2 separate regions of the Homo sapiens genome follow, and region 2 is linked to region 1. The links are chromatin contacts, found by Hi-C or POLR2A ChIA-PET in ENCODE. All regions are on one chromosome and are shown on one strand. Each heading gives the region's core, a stretch centred on a gene start or an enhancer-like site at or near the end of the contact. The rest is flanking DNA. Distances are from core to core; before and after follow the strand shown.

Region 1 (5,569 bases), core at 1,799-4,298:
ATCCTATTGGGTCTGTTTCTCTGTAGAACACTAACATATAGACAAAAGCCAAAGGCTTCTGATGATCAAGTCTCAGAAGCCATGCAGTATCATTTTTACGATATTCTGTGGCTAAAGCAGTCACTAACCAGCCAAGATTCCAGCGAATGGAAGAACAAAGTTCTTATCTCAACAGGGGAGTGGTGTGCATATATAGGAAAGAGATAATGGCAGCCATACTGAGAACATGCTACCAAACTTTGAAATCTAATTTGTTAAAAATACAAAAAATGTGACATGTTCTGATTACTTTTTTTTTGAGAGAGAAAGAGTCTCACTCTGCCACGCACTCCACTCTGCTGGAGTGCGGTGGTGTGATCATAGCTCGCTACAGCCTTGATCTCCTGGGCTCAGGCAATCTTCCTGCTTCAGCCTCCTGAGTAGCTGGAACAACAGGTGTGCACCATCACAGTGGACTGATTTTTAAATTTTTTTGTAGAGACAAGGTCTCAAACTCCTGAGCTCAAACGATCCTCCTGCTTTAACCTCTCAAAATGCTGAGATTACAGGCATGAACCACCCTGCCTAGCCCTAATTACTTTCTAAGGAAAATATATTGATAAATGGGAAAAAGAACATTTCCAGCCAAACTTTTGGAAAATACTTTGTTTAATTTGTGAATGAGATTAAAAATGAATGTTATGATTTAGACAGTACAGCCAATGATGTACTTCTTCCCTTAGAGTTTACCTTTGCCCAGCAATATTTTCAGCTATGACAGACAATAAATTGAACTTAGAACCAAAGTTTCCAATGGCTGTATCAAAAAGGGTAGAGTCAATTTTTTTAAAAAAGGGGAACATATTCAATTATTTTATTCTCACTAAAATATTACTATTAAGAATAGTTTTATTGAAAGAAAAACTTTTGAGTGTTAATAAGTATTATAAAATGTTACCTAATTTATAGCCTCCCTTTTAATTTCAATTTTTGTATATAGTTTATAATGCACATAATATATCTGTACAGTTGCATTTTAGAGAGAGGCATCCAACTGTTAGGCTAAGAGCATAGATTCTGGAGCTAGATACCAGGAGTTGAATTCTGGTTCCACTGTTACCTGCTGTGTGACCTTGAACAAGTTACTGGACCTCTCTGCACCTCAGTTTTCTCAACTTCAAATTAGGGGTAATAATAGTGCCTCATCATAGATTACGAGGATTATTTAAGCTAATATAGAGTTTGTCACCATATTTAGCCATAACAACTACTGTTTAGCAACATCTTTTAAAACAAAAATATGCAGATCGTTTGACCTAACAATTCCATGTCTAGATGTGTACTATAGGAAAATACTCATGTGCCTGAGGAACTTTGTGCAAGAATGTCTATCGAAATATCATTTTTAATAGGAAAAATATTGGAAACCATCTAAATATATAGGGAAAATGTTTAATAAATTGTGGCATATAGAAGGGATGGAATATTTCACAGTAGTCAGGTAAATTTACACGTACTGATACAGAAACATCACCAGGATATTAAGTTAAAAATCAAGTTGTGGAATAATGTGTACAACATGATTCTATGTATGTAAAAGACGATCTTGACATTATATATTTCTATATTCATAGTTGTATCTACATATGAATATTTGTATCTACATATATATTTGAATGTAAATATAAATATGTGTACATATGCATTAAAAGGGTCTGGAAGGATATGCCACCGATATGGTTTAGATTTGTGTCCTCACCTGAATCTCAGGTTGAATTGTAATCCCCAATGTTGGAGGAGGGGCTGGCTGGGAGGTGATGGGATCATGGGGGTGGATTTCCCCCTTGCAGTTCTCATGATAGTGAGTTCTCTTGAGATCTGGTTGTTTCAAAGTGTGTAGCACCTCCCCCTTCTCTCTCTTCCCCTTCTCCTGGCCATGTAACACATGCCTGCTTCTCCTTCACCTTCCACCATGATTGTAAGTTTCCTGAGGCCTCCCCAGCTATGCTTCCTGTACGGCCTGCAGAACCATGAGCCAATTAAATCTCTTTTCTTTATAAATTACCCAATCTCAGATAGTTCTCTATAGCAATGCAAGAATGAATTAACACAGTCATCCTTAGTTTACAGGAGAGTCAGTCCAACATGACCGTGGGTTTTTCTATATTTCATTAATATTTGATAAGGATGCCCCTATATAATGATTATGTAATTAAAGATATGTTTGTCATATCTTTCAAAAAGAGTGAGTGTCACTTCTCCAGATTGTGAAAGGGAGTCACCAAGCTTGACAATTAATTACATAATTGTAGTTACAATGGAGAAAACAGGCAAGTGGGCTTTTTGTTGTTCTTTCTCAAAAACTGTTCATTTCACTCATAACTTCAATGCAGTAAGAATATTTTTTTCTTTTTTTTCAACTAGCAAAAGATGGAAAGAGATTTTTTGAAAACATTTACTATAGTTAATGGCAAAAGCAGAAAATCTAAGAACTTGTGCATGTGGTTCCTTTCAAAACTCGCCATGATAATAGTTCATTCAATTAAAAAAAACACTTTAACAATCACTTCCATGGAAGAGAGGTTCCTTTTGCCACTATCAGTTTTTTACTCTTATTTGGTTGAGACAAAAAAAGTGGGGAGACAGGTATTATGGCAGATTATTAAATCTGTATCATATGTTATTCCTAAGTGAGAATCACTTTTCCAAAGTCCTGGGTGTAATCATCTCTTGAAATACAGCTTCACTACATGCCTCGAAGTCACTGGCAGTTCTCCAAAGAGACTAAACAGAACTTCAAATATTATTTTAGGACACTGAGGGAAAAGGAGAGAAGTGAGATTGATTTCATTTTAAATGACTGGAGCCGAGCTTTGCAAGGTCCAGTCTTCTCTGCCTTATTCCTGGGGCTTTTGTATGCCAATTAGGGAGTATAACCTGGATTCAGAAGTTGGGCTAAACCAAGGCCTCATTGTAACAGAGATGGGGAGGAGACACGCTCCCTTCACAGCTGTCCTTGTGTGTCAGCCCAAGTAACAGATGGGAACAGCTGTGCCCCAGCCACATGTGCCCTCGTGAGAAAGCCAGCGCAGATCAGTGACTCCTTGTGATTTCAGAAAAGCAACTTGATCCTCTTATGGAAAGTGATGGTGTTTGTGGTTGTTTCATAGGGTCAGGAAAAGCCTAAGGAGAGACCCCCAGCCTCAAACTCTGTCCTTCAATAGGGGCCGAGCAACCCCAACAAAAATCAAAACCAAATTCCTGAACCAGAGAAGGAAGCACTTCCAATGTGACAGGTGCTCAGGGCTGGGCTTGTGAAGTTTTGCTTTGGGTGCCTGGAAGATGAGAAGAAAACAGAACTCACTTTTCTGTCTGGTTCTGTAGGAAACCACACACACAGAACCAGACACCTAGGAGTGGGCGGATAGTGATCATGCAAGGGCACCCTGTGTGATGAGCAGAAAGCAGTCGGGTGGGGTGTCCTGCAGGGAGGGAGGCAGGCTTCAAGCCCCCAGCAGCTCAGGCCACCAAGAAAAAGGATCCATAACAAAATGCTTTCATCCTCACCAGTGTCCCTGGTGATTCAGGGGCTCTTCCTCCTCGTGGAGATCATGGAAGGCATCTAACATGCCTGAGATGAAAGAGTATCCCTGCTAATATTAAGTTCCTTAATATTATTGACTTAATAATAAGCCAAGTTAATTGAAACATTGGATAGGTTTACCTCATCCAAACATAAAGGGACCACTATGATAAAGCCCTGGGATTGGACATTAAGGATTATTTCTGTGCTTTGTAGGTTTGTTTTTATTTATCTGGGGGTTTTATTAGGCCTACAGTCCAGACTCCCTCCCATCCCTCACTTCTCCTCTGGGCAGCCACTTTTTGTTACCTGTCCTTTGAAGTTTCTTAATGCATATCCAAACAGACACATATAGATCATTGCCTGTCCTTTTATTTATTATATGGTAGCAGGTTATAGAGAGGGTTTCATTTTTTTACGGTTTTCTAACTTTCCATTGTATGACGTATAATAATTAATTTAATCAGCATCTTATTGATGGACATTAAGTTTTTTCTAGTGTTCTTTGTGATTACCAACAATGCAGCCAGGAGTAACACTCCACGTATGTCATTTCACTCATATGCAGGTTTCCTATATGATAAATTTCTAAAAGTAGAATTGCAGGGCCAAATGGCATGTGGATTTTAGTGATTCAACCAAATTGTTCTAGATGCCCACAAGCAATCTATGAGAATTTTCCACATTCTCATAGCGTATATTCACACTTTGAGTTTTGCCATTCTGACAGGTGAAAAGCAGTGTCTCAGTGTAATTTCAATTTTGATTTTTCTTATATGAGTGAGGCTGAACATATTTTTATATGGGTAAGAGTTATCTACATTTCCTTTTCCGTAAACTCTTCATATCCTTTGCCCATTTTTTCTGAGTTGTTGGTCTTTCCCTCTGAATCTAGTAATTTTTAAAAACTGGTTATTGTATTTTTCAGTTTTAAAATTTCCATTTGGTTCTTCCTTACATTTTCTATTTCTCTGCTGTGACTTTCCACTTTGTCATTTGTTTCGAGCATTCATACTTGCTTTAAAATCAGGGCATTTGTATAATAGCTGCTTTATGATTCTTGCTGGATAGTTTCAACATCTGTGTAATCTCAATGCTTACAATTGCCTTTTCTCTTTCAAGTTGAGATTTTTATGGTTTTCAGTGTGATGAGATTTTGGATTGCATCCTAGACATTTTCAGTAGTATGTTATATTATTCTGGTTCCCATTTCAGTCTTTGATTTTAGCAGGCACTTGACCTGTTTAAGTTCAGAATGCTTGTTCCGGTTCACTTTGTGAGCTGTGGCTCAAAAGTCATTTCATTTTCAAAGCCTTTACAGTGCTATTTCAATCTGCCCCACTTGGGTGCTACCCTGATGCCAATCTGAAACCCGGGCAGTGTTTCAGACCAGTGTTCAGTTTTTCTGACCCTTGAATCTTTTTGCTGTGTTGTTTCTTGTCTGTTTTGTGCATGGGGCACTCAGAGTTCTAACCAGGATTTCATACACAAATTTAGAAAATTGCTTTCTCCAGTTCTCTCCCCCACATAGTCCTCCCCCAGCCTCTAGTTAGGAGTGGGAAGGGTATGGTCACATTACTGCAGGAGGAGGAATAAATGAGTGGGCTTCATCCACAATGTCCCCCCAGCAGCACATGGTGGCAGGGGAAGGGGTTAGCCAGCACAAAAGGGCAGATGTGGTCAAAATGTTTTTGCTCTGCTGGAAACACTGGTCATTTGGCTAAAAAGAGTTTTCTTGGGGTTTTTAAATTTGTACCCATCTGTGTTTCCGGGTGGTAGGCATTGCTAGAGCCCACACTGCCATACACGGGAGAAAAAAATTAATGAACAAAAGAAAACAAACACATAAACAACACCCAAGGCACTCCCTGCTACATGATGCCTTGAGTATGGAGGAAATCGCCAGTTTTTATTTCTTTTTCCAACTTCGGAGTCTTCTGTGGGTTGCTTTATAAATTTTGTCCAGAGCTTTTTGTTATTGTTAGTAGGAAGAATAGGGCGGAACAT
Region 2 (5,569 bases), core at 1,946-4,445, 38 kb before region 1:
GGGATTTGTATTATCCACATGTTGTAGATATGTGTTACTCTCTCTTCTGAGCTAACTTTTTCCTGGAGATCTGGGATCACAGATGGCTCACCTGTGTATGAGTTATAACTTTCATATCTGTGTCTTGTGCAAGGAAGATGCTCAGTACTTATGTATCAAATCAGTGTCTGTTAGGATAATAAATAATTACGCATGTATGAATTAAACCTGTCTATTCTTTATTACCATGGTGTGTTTTCTGCATTCTTTTAGAAGTTTGGAGCAACGAATTATTTTGTTATTCTATTGTGACTATTCCCTCTGTCCCATATTCAAGCATACAAATATGAGAAAGGCATTTTTGAACTGCATGTTATGAAGAGAAAAAAGAAAAAGACAAACCAAACAATTCTTTGTACGTTTCATTTTGGTTAGAAGCCAATGTAAATGCTTGTGCTATAAGAACAAGCATATTTCCTGCCGTGAAGGCTTGGCTGTTTATCCTGGGACCCCTCTCTGACACTGGCTGCCCTCGAAAGACTGTTAACCCCTGCTTTGAGCCAGCAAACCAGATGTGGGTTTTTTAAGCAAATTATTGGTTATTTCACCACATGTAGTTTTTGCAGTTAAGTGTTTCCAGCTTTTCAGAGCATTCCACGGGAATAACATCATATTTTTCCTCCAACCTGTTAATTAACATAATTATTTATCAGCCCTAAAACCACAGCTTGAGTTTGTTAAGTGGCTAGCTGAACATATATTCACTGGATGGAGACCAATGCTGCTGGAGAGAACAATTCAGCAATAAAGAAAAAACTGGAGGTCCTTGGGGGAGGGGGAGTGGTGCAACATGCTCCATTCCCTTCTTGCTTCTTGGGACTCATCAGTGTGTGCTTATGCTACACCTTTAGGTGTTGGCTTCACTTCCCCAATAACTTGTCATCAAGTCAATCTACTTTTTCGACTGAAGAGTTTGTCATGTGACCTCTAAGTTCCCATCCAGTTGTTTTTCTTTTTTTAATTTTATTTTTCCATAAGTTATTGAGGGTACAGGTGGTATTTGGTTACATGAGTAAGTTCTTTAGCGGAGATTTGTGAGAACCTGTTGCACCCATCACCCAAGCAGTATACACTGCACCCTATGTGTAGTCTTTTATCCCTCGCCTCCCCTCACTCTTCCCCAGAAGTCCCCAAAGTCTGTTGTATCATTCTTATGCCTTTGCATCCTCATAGCTTAGCTCCGACATATCAGTGACAACATACGATGTTTGGTTTTCCATTCCTCAGTTACTTCACTTAGAATAATAGTCTCTAATCTTATCCAGGTCATGGTGAATGCCGTTAATACATTCCATTTTATCCCATCCAGTTCTAATATTTGAAATCTGACATTGTAGATTCAAGGGGTAAAACTGTGAAACTGCAACACCTCAAGACTATTTTTCCTTCACTCTCCAAATCTCATGGCACATTCTTGGGATTAGCAGAAAGTTCTTTCTTTCCCCCGCCCCCTGCACTCCTACCCCATGGTGCTGCTTTCCCACCAACTGGGAAAGGATAACAGCACTTTAACAGATTGAATACGGAAACAGAAATGGGAATCCAGCTATCTGCTAATAAGCCAGATATTAAATTAATGAGATTTGCAAAACAGTAAGACAATGCTACCCTTCTCATTAAATATTTTTGGTTTTGGAAAATATACTTACTATTCATATAAGTATGATATTTATGACAACATGTAATATATTTATTGTTATCTTAAGTAAGTTTAAAAAATTATCAGTTTTAATTTCAAATAGAAAACATCAATAAACGCTACCTATATAAAACAGAAGCTTTTTGGGAGCCTTAATAATTTTAAGAGTGTGAAGAAGCACTGGGACTAAAAAGTCTGAGAACCATGGCCTTTCATATATCAAGGATGTGAACAGATCTTATGCTACCAAGCTTTTGTCATTCTATTAGGCAAATGGTAAGTTCCTTAGAAAAGAATTCAAACACGCTGGGCACGTGTAAGTGTTTAAATACTTTGACAAAAGCCACCATGAGGGGCTCCATCCTTAAGGTGCCACAGTCGACTGAGATTACCTCTAACAGTCCTGAGCCAGCTTGCTCTAGAAACTATAATGCATGTGCTGTTAGGGAAGAAGCCGGAGAGCTGAGGATGAGAGAAGCTGGTAGCTATGGGGCCCAGAGAAGGGAAGGAGAGCCCTGGGATTAAATTAATAAGTTTTGGGGAAATACTTGTGGGTAGGGGTCCTGGGTATCTACAAATTTCCTCCCTTTAGCATTATTCCTTGAGAGCAGAAAACCCATTTGCAGAATTCAGCTACTGCCTGCACTGTGGTTTTTGTGAAGACAGTAATTAGTAGCTTGCAGTGGATTTCATGTGAAAGTTATAGTGGCTCCAGGCTAGACCAGAGATGGATACATGTCCAAATGTTTAAGTCAATGTTTAAATGGCCGAACCATAAAACGTTTGAATTTGATTCCAATTCCTGTAAAGCAGACCCCATCTTGCAACTTCTTGGGACTATATTCTGCTTCTCTCACAGTTCGTTGACAAAACCTCTTTCCTGCCAACAGAGGTTTATTAGCACATTAGTGCTCGCCCTCACATTCCATTTTGAGAAAAACCTCACATACCCACAGCCAAAAGTCATTTTCATTCTATTTGCAGAAGCCAAAGAATAGCATCTTCATATCACTTTGATCAGAGTTACAGTCTCCATAAGAGAAGAAAAAATTGCAGCAACTCTTCAATGACACAGTTTTTCTTGGACTACTAGAGGCGCATCAGTGATAAGGGTGGAGAGATGTACAGTCCTGTTTTGGGGTCCAAATAAGTCCCTTTAACATTAATACCCAAATTTCAATGATTTATTTTTCCTTCTCCCATTGAATTGCATTGTTAAAATTACCCTCAATGATTTCAGAAGTCCTCAAAATAGGGTGTCTCTGTTATGCTAACGAAGGGGCCCAATCACCTTGGAAATGAACTTATAAGAGCCTTAGTTAGCCATCTAACTAAGTATCCTCCCGTTCTAGCACTTTAAAAATTCTACTTAGCGTTATCTGGAATTGTCTTTTTAATTTATACCAGTGTGTGTTCTGACTCACTCCTTCCATTAGAATATAACTCCTGGAGGCAGAAATTCTGTCTTGCTCATACTATTTTCCTGGCACCTAGAACAGTGCCTGGCTTTCAGTATTTGTTGAGTAAAAGAATGAAGTTACAGTGCCCCTTCTGAAAATGCTTTTTCTCCAGGAACAGTCATGCTCCTCTGATGGAGTCCACACTGAACCTCAGTTTTAATCTCTACTAACATTTGTGGTTGTATCTTTGCAAGGACAGGCTCAGAGAGAAGCATAAGGTGGGGTTTCTGCCACGGAATTGCCTGTAGTCTACTTGAGTGCTGTATTGTCAGTTAGGGTCCTGCAGGAACAGAAGATAAACCCTCATTGGGTAATTTGAAGTGAGGCTGATAAAGGGACTATCTATAAAGATATGAGCAAGGTTGAGAGGATCTAATGAAGGATGCTACTATTCCCTTCAGCTAGTAATGACAGGGAGCTGTTGTCTCCCCATAACCCCAGGAATGTGGTTCTAAGGAGAGGGCCAGCCAAGTGGACCTGGAATACTCCAGAGGAAACACGGCCAGCTTTGCCATGTGCTTCCATGACAGAGCCAGAATTATGAAGGGAAGCCAGAGAAGCCGAAAACTAACAGGGGGAGAAGGGAGAGAAGAGGGAGAAAGAGTAGAGAATAAAGACTTCTTGGACCTGCATGGTGTGAAAAGAAATGCCTTATGGTCCAGCATCTTCTGGATTCAGCGTGTGTTTGTGATTGTCTGATAAGAACATTGCAACGCTCTCAACACCGTGACAACCGTCATTCCCCAGTCGATCCTGAAAAAGTATCTGTAGATCCTTAGGTCTCTGGAGTATTTAGAGTATAGCATCTCTTAATATTAATCATCTTTACAGGAGAACCTTCAGGAGTGAGGCTAACTCATCTGTGCCACTTAATGCCGGAGTAACAAAGCCCCCATCCACTGAGGACGGAGAGAGCAGATTGTAAGGAGAGAGCAGATTGTGTGGAGAGGCAGGGGTTTCTGTCACGTAGAAAGCATCTTGTACAATGTCTGACACACAGCAAGTGACCAAAATGTGGTGAGTAATAATGATATCAGGCTCCCGACAGGTAACTTGACTCTTTTAGGTTTCTGAAGCCGGTCTAGAAGCAAGCTGAGCTGGACCTATATCAGAAGACCCCAGCAGCCCTGCCCCGAGTTGTACTCAGCGGCAGAAAATCCAGCCAAATTCACACTCAGGCAGTCTGGCTGCAGCATCTGCTCTCTAAACCTTGTGGGTGCCCCACCCGTAGCCCCTCAGTACTTGCTGTTCTTGGACACACCAGAGGCTGCTTACTGCCAGCCTTATGCTCTCTCCTCAGGGCTTTCTCTGGTTGCAGGCACAAGTAGACCAAAAGTACCAGAGAGTTAAAATCCAGGAACATCTCTCATCTAGCAGCCTAGACTTGGTGACTGAGTACTCCGAAGAGTCTCTGCTCAGCTGGGATGGCTCTCAAACTGGTTCTTCACAGTCCTTCCCCGGCTCCTAGCAGGACTGAGTCCTGGCTGCCCACAGTGTGACCCTGCTGATTAATGTACCCTGCATTGACTTTCTTCCCATCCCTGGCCCAATATCTGCTTCTTTTCTGGTCCTTCCTGGGATCACATCCTAAATCAACTGCTTGCATTCACGTTCTTGTCCCAGAGCGGGTTTGAAAGGAGACCAAGCCTAAGGCACCGCATGCTCCAATCTCCTCACCTTCAATTTCCCCCATGCTTTAATGTTTCCTTTCTCCCAGCAAACTCTTCCACCAGCAAACACTCTCTCCTGTGGGTTATTTATAACTTAGAGTGGATTTAAGCCAATGTATTCCATGTATTTCCAGAGTTTCTTCCATTTAATGGGGAGGTCAACTCAACTCAGCGAGTTTTGCCTCCATCGTCCTCCATCAGCTCTGGGGATTATTCAACAGGGCTGGCTTTCTTCTCTTTCCCGCATCACTCTTCTACTTTCGATTCCAAAGTGTTAGAGCTTTCCCTCCGCTCTCTCCAATGACCTGCTATGTTTTTATCCTTTGGAAAACAACTTTTTTTTAAAAAAGAAAGAAAGAACACACATATCATTCTTGTTCCTCTGCTGTCTCCTCTTCAGTGCTAGATTTGTCCATTGACTTTCAAGGCTTTATATATCATGTTTGGATGGGTGACCTCTAAAGCTATATCTCCACCATTAATTTCTCATCCAAATCCTGGTCTCCCATGGTCTATGGAACATTTCAACATCCATATCTCTTTGTCCCAAATAAAGTCAGTAGATGCAAACGGAATTCTTCATCTTCACTTTAAAACTGTCTTCTTTTCCTAAGCTGCCTACTAATATCAAAGAGAACACCATTCCCACAATCTTTCAGTTTCACACTGTAGTATTCATGTACATTTCCTTCCTCTCTTTTGGCGTCTTAACCCTTTACCACTTCCTAACTCTCCTCTCTAACCACAGACTCTCCCTGTTT

The links. Hi-C counts contacts between places; a loop is a spot of excess contacts on that map. ChIA-PET counts read pairs that join two places held with the same protein, here RNA polymerase II (POLR2A). Pooled maps may share reads with other maps.
Region 2: a map of aorta shows a loop between it and region 1 (5-fold over the local background). The contact joins two enhancer-like sites. A Hi-C loop is called at or near these places in 3 of 168 maps with a recorded cell type or tissue (aorta and transverse colon) and 2 of 50 pooled maps. POLR2A ChIA-PET finds 5 or more read pairs at or near these places in 2 of 52 experiments (GM12878 and HEK293).

Annotation. Positions count from the first base shown.
Region 1 is chr9:87,158,075-87,163,643 of GRCh38, reverse strand. It overlaps LINC02872 (long intergenic non-protein coding RNA 2872), which reads right to left. Exons shown (of 2, transcript NR_161226.1): 2 at 3,918-5,569. Among named protein-coding and RNA genes, the nearest start is that of LINC02872, 12 kb to the right of the region's middle. Within about 2 kb of position 3,048, at least 5 of the 41 ENCODE cell types and tissues checked have a DNase peak (open chromatin) inside an H3K27ac peak, as active enhancers do.
Region 2 is chr9:87,196,522-87,202,090 of GRCh38, reverse strand. LOC105376126 (a long non-coding RNA gene) reads left to right here. Exons shown (of 15, transcript XR_007061642.1): 13 at 3,970-4,155. Among named protein-coding and RNA genes, the nearest start is that of LINC02872, 51 kb to the right of the region's middle. RefSeq lists an enhancer at 1,730-2,231. Within about 2 kb of position 3,195, at least 5 of the 41 ENCODE cell types and tissues checked have a DNase peak (open chromatin) inside an H3K27ac peak, as active enhancers do.